2 separate regions of the Homo sapiens genome follow, and region 1 is linked to region 2. A link is a loop called in an ENCODE intact Hi-C map of the cell type or tissue named here. Cell type or tissue: gastrocnemius medialis. All regions are shown on one strand. Region 1 has its middle 14 kb from the start of MIR9898. Region 2 overlaps IGFBP6 (insulin like growth factor binding protein 6).

Evidence for each region. Peaks named below come from ENCODE experiments on the same cell type or tissue, not always from the same donor. Only the 100,000 strongest peaks of a DNase experiment are listed, where the experiment ranks them.
Region 1: a loop joins it to region 2, with 8 times the contacts of the local background. A loop is called at or near these places in 2 of 110 quality-filtered maps.

The regions. Positions count from the first base shown.
Region 1 is chr12:52,883,537-52,886,036 of GRCh38, reverse strand. It overlaps the pseudogene RPL7P41. Among named protein-coding and RNA genes, the nearest start is that of MIR9898, 14 kb to the left of the region's middle. RefSeq lists a silencer at 938-1,232. In gastrocnemius medialis, CTCF peaks have their summits at 861 and 1,060 (motif pointing left); a DNase peak (open chromatin) is centred at 1,046.
Region 2 is chr12:53,098,657-53,101,156 of GRCh38, reverse strand. It overlaps IGFBP6 (insulin like growth factor binding protein 6), which reads right to left. Exons shown (of 4, transcript NM_002178.3): 2 at 300-445; 3 at 1-116. Among named protein-coding and RNA genes, the nearest start is that of IGFBP6, 2.2 kb to the right of the region's middle. RefSeq lists a silencer at 1,470-1,685. In gastrocnemius medialis, a CTCF peak has its summit at 1,534 (motif pointing right); DNase peaks (open chromatin) are centred at 1,596 and 2,366; H3K4me3 peaks cover 749 bases; H3K27ac peaks cover 1,206 bases.

The DNA.
Region 1 (2,500 bases), 220 kb after region 2:
GTTAGTGGAAGCCTTGTTGAGCTTCACAAAGCTTCCATTGAAGATTTGACAAAGGTGAAAAAGTTGCAATACCTTTTGGTCCTGTGGGCTCACACATTGATACCTCTGATTCTGATGACCGCCAACTTGGTTGGGTTCTGCAGGTACATAGAGGTTGCCAGCTTTGCTTGCCATCTGAGCCAGTTGAATCTCAGTTCTATCTATCTGCCTATATTCCTTGTGATAGTGCTTCACTTTTCCATAGATAAGCTTCCTCCTCGCCTTTCTTTCTTTCTTTTTTTTTTTTGAGACAGAGTTTTGCTCTTGTTTTCCAGGCTAGAGTGCAATGAATGGTGTGCTCTTGGCTTACTGCAACTTCTGCCTCCTGAGTTCAGGCAATTCTCATGCCTCAGCCTCCCGAGTAGCTGGGATCACAGGTGCCTGCTACCACGCCCGGCTAATTTTTGTATTTTTAGTAGAGATGAGGTTTCTCCATGTTGGCTAGGCTGGTCTTGAACTCCTGACCTCAGGTGATCGGCCCTCCCAAAGTGCTGGGATTACAGGTGTGAGTCACTGAGCTTGGCTCTCCTTGCCTTTTGAAGTATCGTTTGGGCAAACTTCTTTCTCAGGCAGGCAAAATAATATGGAAAAAAGCTCAGGTTTTTCCAGGACACCTCCATGGTTCCAGCCAGGAAAGAGCTCCATTCAGGTTTTCCTCCTCATGTCTGTATTGGGTTTCAGTTTCCAAAGCACTCAGGAAGGCTCTGCCTTGTTTGATCCACACATGTGCCCTGTGAGGCCGATTAAAACCCCATTTTATAGGCCCCGGAGGGGCAGACTCTCAGGGTTGCCTAGCTATTTGGTGGCCGCATGGATCAGAACAAAGGGCTCTAAACCTGAGCTTTTTCCAGATTATTTTTCCTGCCCAGATGCTTCTAACTTAGGAGAAACTTGCAGGCTTGGAGGAGAGGACCCGAGTGGGACCATGCTAGTTGGGCCTGCCTTGGGGTGGAGAGGGACAGTCACCACCTTTGCTCCTGCGGGTCTCTTTATCCAGGCTCCTGGCGCCCCCTGGAGGGCATTGTGGGGAGTGTCCAGCCAAACACCCCGCAGTGCCACCGTCTCCTGGCTTCCAGGTGGTCCCCTGACACTACATTTCCTTCCAGCTCCGTCTACTTTTGGGTATTTATTAAAACAGTAAGACTTGTGAAATTAAATAATTCAAACTTAAAGGTGTTGGAACTTAAATTATTTTGAGCCTTGAGTGGAGGATAACTATGTGGCCCGTGCCACACACATGCAGCTGTGACTTCCTCCTTTTCCTGTAAAAGATTAGAAATAACCAAATAGTGTCAGAGATAAGACTCCCTCAGATCATTACCCCTCCTCATGGAATGTTAACGCAATCTTCTCTGGAATGTAGCAAGCTGTAATCAATCAAATCGGTGTGACCTATGCACGGGCTTTGTATGGAAAATGTGGAACTCTGTTAGACTTCCCTGTTTCTGCCTATAGAAGTAAAACCCTGGGAACACTGACTCCATTCCTTTGAAGTCTGTCTTTTCTGGGAGGCCATCTGGGTGGCTAGCCTCTAACTTTTGTTTTTTTGTTTTAGAAACAGGGTCTCACTTTTTCATCCAGGCTGGAGTGCAGTGGCTCAGTCTCAGCTCACTGCAGCCTCTACCTCCTGGGCTCAGGCAATCCTCCCATCTCATCCCCCCAAGTAGCTGGCATTACAGGTGCATGCCACCACAACAAGTTAATTTTTTGTAGTTTTGGTAGAGACAGGGTTTCACCATGTTGCCCAGGTTGGTCTCGAACTCTTGAGCTCAAGTGATCCGCCCATCTCGGCCTCCAGAAGTGTGGGATTACAGGTATGAGCCACCATGCCCTGGCCTATCCTCAAACTTAATGCTCAGATAACATCAATACTTAGGCATATTTCTGACTCTCATTGTTAAAAGTTGACAGAATATAAGACCTTGGTTTTTTATTATTTATTTATTTATTTATTTATTTATTTATTTTTTGGCCAAGGGAATAAAAATCTTAAATGCCAATGGGGGCAGGCAGCTAAGGTAAAAGAACAAAGTAAGTCTATAAGAAAATGCAGACAGACATTATGCTGGGCATGGTGGCTCACGCCTGTAATCCCAGCACTTTGGGAGGCCAAGGCAGGAGGATCAAGAAGTCAGGAGTTCGAGACCAGCCTGGCCAAAATGGTGAAACCCCATCTCTACTAAAAATACAAAAAATTAGCCAGGTGTGGTGGCGTGCACCTGTAATCCCAGCTACTAGGGAGGCTGAGGCAGGAGAATCGCTTGAACCCAGGAGGTGGAGGTTGCAGGGAGCTGAGATCACACCACTGCACTCCAGCCTGGGTGACAGAGTGAGACTCCATCTCCCAAAAAAAAAAAAAAAAAAAAAGAAAATGTAGACAGACACATAATGCTGTTTGCTCATTGAAACTTTGGTATATTCCTTGTGTTCACAAAGAATTATGCTTTGCCTTACTTTTTTT
Region 2 (2,500 bases):
CGCTTCCGGTAGAAGCCTCGATGGTCACAATTGGGCACGTAGAGTGTTTGAGCCCCTCGGTAGACCTCAGTCTGGAGTTGCTGCAGCACTGAGTCCAGATGTCTACGGCATGGGCCCTGGGGAAGGGAGAGTAGGCAGCTTAGAACCGCTCCAGCCCAGCTCCCCATTCCAACCTTCTGGCCCACCAGGCAAGCACCCAGGACAGACAATGGAGACGTCTCCAAGCCCAAGGGAGCAGTCTCAGATGGAAGTCTCCAGGGCTTCCCACCCCTCCTGCTCCCTACCAGCTCCAAACGCACCATCTCAGTGTCTTGGACACCCGCAGAATTGGGCTGGGAGGGCGTGGTAGAGGTGCCTGGATTCCTCTGTTGGTCTCTGCGGTTCACATCCTGTGGGCGGGCAGTGCCTGCTTGGGGTTTACTCTCCTTAGGATTCTCCTCTGCAACTGGAGGAGGAATAGGAGAAGGAGAGGTCAGAAATCAGGCAGAGCCATGTGGAGAAGGGCCTTGCCCACATCACCTGCTGAAGTAAGGAAGGGAGGGCCTTATGCCCCGCTGTTGCATGATGCTGGCCCTAGTTTCTTTCTCTGACAAATAGTTATATTACTTTTCCTGACAATATTCCCCAGTATTTCCCATACTGATTTTTAAGGCTTATAAAGGAGATGAATTTTGGAAAGCAAAAATGGAAAATGAGGATGGGTGCAATGGCTCACGCCTGTAATCCCAGAACTTTGAGAAGCAGAGGTGGGAGGATTGCTCGAGCCCAGGAGTTTGAGACCAGCCTGGGCAACATAATGAGAACCTCATCTCTACAAATAATTTATAAAATTACCGAGGTGTGGTGGCGTGCACCTGCAGTCCCAGCTACTTGAGAGGCTGAGGCAGGAGGACTGCTTGAGCCCCAGAAGTCAAGACTGCAGTGAGCCATGATTGTGCTACTGCACTTCAGCCTGGACAACCGAGTGAGACCCTGTCTCAAAAATAAATAAATTATTGGCTGGGCGCAGTGGCTCATGCCTGTCATCCCAGCACTTTGGGAGGCCAAGGTGGGCAGATCACTTGAGGTCAGGCGTTCGAGACCAGCCTGGCCAACATGGTGAAACCCCGTCTCCACTAAAAATACAAAAATTAGCCTGGCATGGTATCAGGCTCCTGTAGTCCCAGCTACTCCGGAGGCTGAGACAGGAGAATCGCTTGAACTCGGGGGGGCGGAGGTTGCAGTGAGACGCTGGACCACTGTACTCCAGCCTGGGCAACAGAGTGAGACTTTGTCTCAAAATAAATAAATACTTTTTAAAATTAATTAATTACTTAATTAAAAAAAATTAACTACTTAATTTTAAAAAATTAATTAATTACTTAATTTTAAAAAATTAACTAATTACTTAATTTTAAAAAATTAACTAATTTAAAAATCAATCAATTAATTACAATAAATAATAAAATAAATGAAAAAATGGAGAACAAATTCAAAGGACTATTTGGGGCTTTGGGCTTTGGGTGAAAAGACCTGGCTGTTCCACCAGAGGCCAGAAGGGGGCGCACGAAGCCGGAGAGCTGGGGCAGAAGAGCAACGGATGTAGGAGGGGGGCCAACAGGGACCCAAAAGGAATGTGTGTCCCTGCTGTGACCTTGCTATGACTCAACCCACCCCTCCCAGGCCTGAGATGTGGTTACTTCTGGGGCACTGCAGTGGGAACCTCTCCCTTCTGGTACCCTGTGACCCAGGCCAGCTCAACCCCAGTGGTCCCAGGAGCACATGGATTCAACCCTTAACCAAGATAGGCTGAGGGCAGATTAAGAAGGTGCAAGGAATGAGGGGCTTCCAACCTGCAGGTTGCTCCTGGCTCTGGAGAAAGTTTCCGGAGGGTCCGGGGAGAGCTCAGGACTGGGAAGGGGTGAGGAAATAAGTCAGGGACAGGAAAAGGCAGAAAGGGGAGCATGTACTGACTGCTTGGAATTTGCCTAACATCTAATCAGATATCAGAACCCCTGAAGGGATCCTCTTCCTCTGTGCCTAAAGACAAGCTCCCAGCTAACTACCACTCACAACCCAGGAGACATTTCCCCTGCAATCCTGAGTCTGATCCTTCTTCCTCAGGATGCCCACCCCTCCCCAGACCTTCTCCTTCATTCCCTACATTTAGCACCCAACCATTTAGTTCCAAACTGCCTCCTCTCATCCACCCAGACCACCTTTTAGGAGGACGCCCAGAAGCCTGCACTCGGGCATTTGGAACTGAAAGAAACTCCAAGTGAATTCTCCATCCCCTCCCGTGGAAGGAACCCAGAGCCTCTGGGATGCGCAGTTTGCATTTCCTGCCCTCCCCATCTCCCCGCTGCCCCCCATGTTTTCACGGCTGATTCACTTCTGTCCCACCCACCCAGTGACTCAGCTTCTGCTCTCCTCCCTGGAGCAGGGTGGGGTAGGATGGGTGAACGATTCTGAGCAGGTTTAAATCATAACCCTGATTTGGCAGATTCCCTCTTTCCCCTAC